Linked DNA regions of Homo sapiens: region 1 is linked to region 2. The links are chromatin loops, found by intact Hi-C in ENCODE. Cell type or tissue: breast epithelium. All regions are shown on one strand. Links, peaks and the distances in the headings refer to the core of each region. The heading gives the core; the rest is flanking DNA.

What was found. Hi-C counts contacts between places; a loop is a spot of excess contacts. Peaks named below come from ENCODE experiments on the same cell type or tissue, not always from the same donor. Only the 100,000 strongest peaks of a DNase experiment are listed, where the experiment ranks them.
Region 1: it touches region 2 in a loop (21-fold over the local background); 5 of 110 quality-filtered maps call a loop at or near these places.

The regions. Positions count from the first base shown.
Region 1 is chr6:113,637,175-113,641,578 of GRCh38, reverse strand. The region is part of intron 1 of LINC02541 (long intergenic non-protein coding RNA 2541); the gene reads left to right. Among named protein-coding and RNA genes, the nearest start is that of LINC02541, 11 kb to the left of the region's middle. In breast epithelium, for the core only: no CTCF peak of the experiment used is centred there; no DNase peak of the experiment used is centred there.
Region 2 is chr6:113,586,693-113,591,096 of GRCh38, reverse strand. LOC124901379 (a long non-coding RNA gene) reads left to right here and starts at 3,678. Exons shown (of 2, transcript XR_007059713.1): 1 at 3,678-3,923. RefSeq lists an enhancer at 3,399-3,984. In breast epithelium, for the core only: no CTCF peak of the experiment used is centred there; no DNase peak of the experiment used is centred there.

The DNA.
Region 1 (4,404 bases), core at 106-4,105, 51 kb before region 2:
GTGCGTGCTTGGGTGCTGAAGAATATCTGCAAATGTAGATTCCCAGTGATCAGAAAGCTGAGGGATAGGCCAGAAAGTTTAATAAATATTTTTAATTAATCCTGTGAACTAAAAATATGTACCTGCATGGCTGAGTCAGGAGTGTAAAGGACTTGTTGAAGCAGATTTTAATAAGCAGCATGGAGAAGCAGTGTTTTTTGAGTTAATGACTGAAATCTTCAGATAAGGTCTTATTTAGAAGATTTGTATATGATAGGTGTTTATATTCTATATATTTCAATAATGCTATGTATGTATATAGGTACTGTAATCCTTTTTATCAGCTCTATATGTTATTCAGTTTTTATTTTTTTCAAAGTTTTTTTTTCCCAATTAAAACAACATAAATAGCCTTTTTTTTTTTTTTTTTTTTTGAGATGGAGGCTCGCTCTTGTCACCCAGGATGGAGCGCAATGGCGTGATCTCGGCTCACTGCAACCTCCGCCTCCCGGGTTCAAGCGATTTTCCTGCTCCATTCTCCTGAGTAGCTGGAATTACAGGCGCCCACCATCATGCCCCGCTAATTTTTTGTATTTTTAGTAGAGATGGGGTTTCACCATGTTAGTCAGGCTGGTCAAAAACTCTTGACCTCAGGTGATCCACCTGCCTTGGCCTCCCAAAGTGCTGGGATTACAGGAGTGAGTCACCTCATCTGGCCCCTTTTTTTTATTTTTAATTTTTTTTAGAGATGGGGTCTCACTTTGTTGCCCAGGCTGGAACGCTGCAGTGGTGTGATCATAGCTCACTGCAACCTCCAATTCCTGGACTCAAGGAATCCTCCCACCTCAGCCTCCTGAGTAGAACTACAGGTGCATGCCACCACACCCAGCTAATTTTTAATTTTTTTGTAGAGATGGGTTCTTGTTATGTTACCCAGACTAGCCTTGAACTCATGACCTTGTGATCCTCCTGCCTTGACCTCCCAAAGCATGAGTGACTGTGCCCAGCCTATAAACATCTTTTTATTTAAAAAAAAACTTTAATAGTTAATTTTCCTAAAAATTTGAGAAAAACATTGGAAATATATCCAACCTGCTCACTGAAAACTCCCAAGGACTGAATGAATAAACTGCCCATTAGACAATTTTCCCTTCTCTTGTTCCCACTGGTCCTTGCTTACTAACCCTGTTAATTTTAAGTGTTGAGAATATAGAGTCAGAGATGGAAGGAAGGTGTATTAAGGTCCTTAAAAAAGAAGAAAAGACATAGGCCCATCAAACATGATAACAGCCAGGTGCCTATTACTATGGACTTTTGTCCCCAGAAATGGTTGCTAAGCTGCATTTCCAAGGAAACCACAAGGTATTTTGGCTCACATTTATCTGGCCAAGGAATAAAGTGCTGGTTGCTCAGGTAGGAGACCAGGCAGACAACTCAGAGACTTCTACTGGGATCTACTTCTCAAGGATACTGTTTGTCAAATAACCAGCATGAATATTTCCCTCAGTGAAACCCTTCCTAACTATTCCACAATTTGGCATTTCCTCTTCTGTGATTATGTGCTTCCCAAGCAATTTGTATATTTGTGCATCGAAACACTTACTATATTGCAGTGATTACCTGTATAATGTCAGCTCCCTACAACACGATACCAGGCTCATATTAGGGAATTGACTAGATGAGTAAATAATCTAAAGAAAATACCTTTTTGAGTAACCAACTTTGATTACCCTAGGATGTAAGAGATCTCCCAGTCAACCTAGGCTATCAATAGCAACTGGATGCTTATTGTTTACTCACTAGGCAAATGTATTGAGTGTTCCCAGTGTTAATTTGCTTTTGCTTTTTATGATTTGCCATTTTATCAAGGCTCTCTTGACCTCGAATTTCTCTAAAATATAATTCATTAATGTGAGAAGAAATGAGATCATTGCCTACGAGGTCCTGACTTTTTAAGATAAATTTATGAAATGTAAATTCTGTACAATAAATTTATATTAGAGGTAATATTTTGATACTTATGTCCCTAAAAATAGTAGTTGGAAAAGTATTTTTTAATAGTCTTTTAAGGCTGTTTAGATATTGGTGAAACATAAGGAGAAGAAAATTCCACGCTAAACGCTTAGTAATTGTATATGCATTTTATTGTGTCCTAACTTAGACCATGCTATGGAACAAAATAGACAACTATTCTGTATTATTTAAATTTGGTTCCTATTTTAGTGTTCAAAGAATAACTTTACATATGCATTTAAACTTTTTTTTTTTTTTTTTTGGAAATGGAGCCTTGCTCTGTCACCCAGACTGGAGTGCAGTGGCGGGATCTTGGCTCAATGAAATTCCTGCCTCCCAGATTCAAGCGATTCTCATGCCACAGCCTCCCAAGTAGCTGGGATTACAGGCATGCACCACCACACTCAGCTAATTTTTGTATTTTTAGTAGAGAAAGGGTTTTTCCATGTTAGCCAGGATGGTCTTGAACTCTTGACCTCAGGTGATCTGCCTGCCTCGGCCTCCCAAATAGGTGGGATTACAGGCGTGAGCCACCACACCTGGCCTTAAACTTTTTTTGTTATTAAAAAAAATTCAACCCATCTTTATGTATTACTTCATTTTTTTTTGAATTACAATATATGTAGTAAAAATTACACAATTTATGTCTTAATTATGTATTATGTTTCAAAAATTTTATCCTAACTTTTAAATAATATCCTAAGCTCTTTGAAGAAAGGAATAAAATTGGACCTCTTTTGAATCCTAAACTTTGCCTAGGACTTAATAAGTACTGTTTGACTGATAAGCAGTGGCTTCCATTTACTGAGTCCTATGCTATACACTGTGTGTGTATGTAAGAGTGTATGTATTATACGGATCATGTATAACTATGTATATAACTATATATATGTGTATGTGTATATAGTAGGTGTATGTAAATATCATTTAATCCCCATGACCACCTGATGAGAGTATATTCTGTCTTCATGTTACAGATCAGGAAAACAAGGCTTCTGGAGGAAATATAGCTCAGATAATCTATTTAAGAAGCAGCATTTGAACTCATGTGTATTTTGGGTTTGAAGTGTTAATTTTTCAGTACACAATCTCATAGTCCTCTCCTTTCTTTCTTAAGAATTAATTAGTTGCTGACTCTTTGGGGAAGGTAGAAGGAAGTTTAAAATGGCATATAACATTTTGACCTGGTATGTTCTGGAAATTAGGACTGGAATGTGTCCCTTTAGAGGAGAACATATCAGAATTGACATCTGTTTAATGGCTTGCAGAGAAAAGAGGTAGAGCTTGTTATATTCCTATCTCTATTTCTATGCAGCTGAAATTGATCAGTACAAGTTCAAAAAATGTATTTATCCTGCAGGAAAGCAAATAGAAGGGATGGATCTAGAGATTCACATTGATGGATAGCCATGGGCCCTGCTCCTAGCCTGCTCTCCTTATGGGCATTGGGAGTGTTTGAAAATAGCTCTAGTATCTGGATTAACCTGTAGTGACCACCCCTGCCTGGCTCTGCAGGGAGGTGGTCATGCAAGCACTCCCCACCATCAGGAAATGTATTTTGATTATGGCATGAAAATGAATGCCAACAGTTGTCTTCTGTGTTTTTATTAGGAGCTCTGCCTAGGCACAGACTCTGAATAATAAGTGAATATTAAATAATATGCTTAACAAACTTTTGAATATTTAAGCACTTAAAAATCAGTGGCCAGACATTAAGAATCAGTAGTTGCCTGTCCAGGTTATAACATGGGCTAAAACAGAAGAGAAAAAAATAATTCTAAGCTGCTTTTACAGTAATTTGGGAAATAAAATTAAAAGTCTAAAGATGGGCGCAATGGCACATCTGTAATCCCAGCTATTCTGGAGGCAGAGGCAGGAGGATCCCTTGGCCCTAGGAGTTTAAGACCAGCCTGGACCCGGGCAACATAATAAGAACCCGTCTCGGGCTGGGTGTGGTGGCTCACGCTTGTAATCCTGGCACTTTGGGAGGCCAAGGTGGGCGGATCAGTTGAGGTCAGGAGTTTGAGACCAGCCTGGCCAATACAGTGAAACCCCGTCTCTACTAAAAATACAAAAATTGACTGGGTGTGGTGGCAGGCACCTGTAATCCTAGCTACTTGGGAGGCTGAGGTAGGTGAATTGCTGGAACCTGGGAGGCAGAGGTTGTAGTGAGCCGAGATTGTGCCACTGCACTCCAGCCTGGGCAGCAAGAGCGAGACTCTGTGTCAAAAAAAAAAAAAAAAAAAAAAAAAAGAACCCATCAAAAAAAAGAAAGAAAAAAGCAAAAGTGAGAAAGAGAGAAAGAAAGAAAGGAAGGAAGAAAGAAAGAAAGAAAGAAAGAAAGAAAGAAAGAAAGAAAGAAAGAAAGAAAGAAAGACAAGAAAAAAAGTCTATGCCCAAGGTTCATGTTTG
Region 2 (4,404 bases), core at 271-4,270:
AACAACCTGATGGACAAGTGATTGCTGTAAATTGAAATTACAGAAATATTTTAAGGCCCTGAGAAATCTCCAAATAGCAGTGCTCTTTTTGTGTGCATAGGCCCTTTTGTGGGTAACAGAATCACTTATGGGCTCACCCACGAAGGAGAGGTTTTAGATTTTCTTTTTTTTTTTCTTTTTTTAAGTTTTTTATTTTGAAAAAAAATAGAGACAAGTTCTCACTATGTTGTTCAGACTGGTCTCGAACTCCTGAGCTTAAGCAATCCTCCCACCTTGGACCCCTAAGGTGCTGGGATTACAGGTATGAGCCACCACACCCAGCCATGGGTTTTAGATTTTCACATTCATGACTCCCATTCATTTCTCTTGGCATGGTGACTGGGAGGGCGATGAGATGCCTTCAGATGGTAATAAGCACCCTTTACATAGCACCTTTTTCCAAGATGCTTTGTACGTGAGAATCACAAGAACTTGGAGGCTGCAGAGAACTAATAGTTTCAAAAATTACATGAACACTTGGACATCTGTCTCACACTTTGTGGAATGGTAACTCACACCTTGTGGAATAGTAACAAGCAGGTAGGAGACACTCATGGCTTTTTAGAAATTCCTTATGCCAATCCCAGTTAAGCCCAAATCCCACACTTTGCTTCTGCTACTACAGGGGTTTGCAGGATATCAAAGAACCCAGGGATGTTGGTGGGTAGTAGGGAGGAGACATCCCTGAGGCTTGAGGCTTCCATTAGTTAGACAAAGGCTAACTCTCTGCCTTATCACTTTCTTATTGATTTTTCTGGTGGATAAGAAGGAATTTTATTTTTCAGTTTACCCTCTAGGCTGTGTGTTGAGTAATTATAGTGTTACCTCTATCATCTGATAGCCAGTGGGCCTCTCATCTTTTTTCTCCCTGTGCATAAAACACACTGTGGATCTCATGGTAGGAACTAAGTAAATATGTCTTGATTGATTGATTTGTATTTTTTAAAGTGCTTCCTCTCAATACAGTTGAGCCTCTGCTATGTCTCCTTAACACTGGCTCATTCTAACTTGTCCGAGACTTCACATTGCATAGATGCCAGGTAAAATTTTGGCTGAAGGACTTTTTTTTTTTTTTTTTTTTTTTTTTTTTGGTATGTGGTCTCACTCTGTTGCCCAGGCTGGAGTGCAGTGGTGTGATTTCAGCTCACTGCAACCTCTGCCTCCCTGGTTCAAGTGATTCTCCTGCCTCAGCCTCCCATGTAGCTGGGATTACAGGTGGATGACACCAGGCACGGCTAATTTTTGTATTTTTAGTAGAGTTGGGGTTTCACCATGTTGGCCAGGCTGGTCGCAGACTCCTGACTTCAAATGATCTGCTCTCCTTGGCCTCCTAAAGTGCAGGGATTACAAGCATGAGGCACCACACCCGTCCTGAAGGACATTTTAATATTATTTCCTTTTCAAGGTAGTAGACACACCTCTATTAATCTCATTAGTTTAGGTAATTACAGAAGCTGGTTATTAGAAGCCCTGATTTAACTTGAGTTATATTTTATTTCAAACATTGAGTAGTAAGTCCTCCATGGAGTAAACATGGAGGAGTGGATTATAGGTAGCTATTGGTTTTATCCATCATCCCCTGAAGGCTTTCTCATCTTCCTCTTTGTGTAACAGACATTGCACCTCCAAACATCTAAGTAGGCAGTAACAAGAACTGGCCAAATATTTCCCTGGTCATGGAGATGCAGTTAAAATTTGGGCCTATGAGCCAAACAAAGTGAGTTAGAATCTTTCTCTGCTTTTGCTACATGGGAACCAGGAGAAAGGAGTGACCTCTTTCTGATGGGGTTACTAAACAAAGGGGAGGTAAATCTAGAACTTCCTTCAGCCACTTTCTTGGGCTGCTCAGAGGGAGTCGTCATTGTTTTCTAGCATAAGGGTTACTAATCAAAGGGGAGGTAAATCCAGAACTTCCTTCAGCCACTTTCTTGGGCTGCTCAGAGGGAACCGTCATTGTTTTCTAGCATAACGGAGCTCAACTACAAAAGTAGGGCTGAAAGATGAAGGAATGACAGATGGGAAAGAAGAAGGAAAAAAAAGGGTCAAATATTGGACACTTGACATTTATACATTTATCCTCAGATTTAGCCATGCTTTAAGCCAGTGCCTCCCTTGGATTTTCATTTCCAGAGTCAATAACTATCCTCCTCCTTTGTTTTCTTGCTTATTCACTTAAATTGGTTATTTGCCACTAACCACTGAAGGAATTCTGATTAATACCATCTGTGGACTATATAGGTGGCTTATCCAAACCAACGTGGTCACATTTGGACAGAAGTATATTTCACTAGAATTTTGTTCCATAAAAGAACTTTCACAATTGAGTGTAGTAAGTCCTCAAATTGAAGAAGTGATCAACTTTTGTTCTTATGATGTTCTGACTATTAGATCTATCAATCACCTAATGCTCTTAACAGCACATGGCTCTAATTATTTGCTAACTATCATCATTATCATCATCACCATCATCATCATCATCACCATCATACTAGGTGTTTATTAAAGGTTATTGAGATGGGGACTAGGTTGAGAAATTTCCTGGAAGCCAGATAGTGTTACATTTATATGCTGTGCAAGAATATTTTTGCAGGTGGTACAACGGGTTTTGTCTATATTACTGTAGAATATGGAGTATAGTGTGCTTCATGAGATTTTTGTTGTGTTTGTTGTTTTAAGAAAGTCTTCTCTTGGCCAGGTGTGGTGACTCACACCTGTAATTCTAGCACTTTGGAAGGCTGAGGTGGGAGGATCACTTGAGCTCAGAAGTCTGAGACCAGCCTGTGCAACATAGTGAGACCTGTGTCTCATTAAACAACAACAACAACAAAAAAACAAAAACAAAAAAGGAGAAGTCTCCTCTTTATTTGGCAACATTCTTAGAGCCTTTTCAAGTTAGTTACATAAGTGTATTTGGGAGGAGTTGGCAAGATTTATTTTTACACAGAAAAACAATGCATTATTTTGACCCTATATATACAAGGTGAGACAAAACGTAGCTTATAAACATGGGCTAAGACAACTTCAGAAACCAAACACATGCCTATTCTTTTTCATGAGTTGTAGTTTACATAACCTATAAGATCACTTTAAAGAAAAAGAGAATTTTCTGTCACTTATGAACTAAAAATTTTGAAGAAATTTAGAAGTTATTTTTAAGAAAACATGAGAATTGATTATTGAAATTAATCCCAAATTAAGCAAAAGTTGTCATAATACGTTGAGAAGCACACATATCTGTCCTCTGACTGATGAGGCAATTAAAACCAATTTTGGTGAATAAGGTCAATTATAACAGGGTAGGAGACTACAGTTGCCAAAATCTGGGGAAGCTCAGTAAAAAGACAGAAACTGAGAAAATTCTAACTCTTTAAAAATCAGCCATTTTTGCCCGAGAGGATGCAAGTTGAAAACGTCTTTGTTTTTTCACTCACAATTTTATTTCTGTTCTCACACCCCACCCTCCTTTACATGAATATTAAGGACTAAGGCTTTAGCAACAGGCTTTTGGTTGTGGGGGAGCGAGGGGTAAAGGGAAAAGTGTTGTGTATGGCTTTTCATATGCTAATAAGTTGATTCCATGACAACCATTGAAAAAAGAAGGGCTGGAAACAAAAGCTGCAGCCAGAGAGAGGATCAGGGCTCTTTCAGGGACGCTGTAAGAATAACAGCCAAGACTCCCTCCTCTGAAAGGTATCTGATGGCTGCTTGTCAATGGGCTTTGTTTTAATAGTGCAGAGTCAGTATATAATTAATGCAGACTTTTATGAATCCAGATTTTACCCTCAATGTTGCTTCTATTTTAAAAAGTAGTGAATAAGAATCTGAAACCAAGAGGATGTCAAATCACTTCTCTCATTCAGGACCTGGAAGGGAGTCCATCCAGGGTAGGTTCGTAGACTATCAGTTCCAATGATCATACACTTCAGTTTTACGTAAAAAGGTCAAGGGCTTTTATCTTTGAGTCTAAGAAGGTGTTTAGAGATGGTTTAGAGGAAGTGCAATGGGAAAGGCTTGCTCTCCTCTTCAGGCAGCCTTTGAACAGCATAACATGTTATTTCCAGTGACATGTTGAAATTGTCCAGGATGCAGACAAGAGCAAGCTGTAGAATGCTGATGGCATCCTAGGTTTCCCTGACCTATGAAAGAAATCATGATTGGCTGTTTATCTTTCCAGAAACATAAAGTGACATCTTCGTGCCAGATACCCTAATGTCTAGTACAGCTAAGTTTTTGCTTGAAATCTAGTAGTCACACATATGAATTAGCTGTTGTATCATGCTAATACAATGCATTCCTTCTAGCTGGTTCTTAAATACCATAAAGTATTGCACTCAGTTATAATGCTGACTTTACTAATATTCTGTC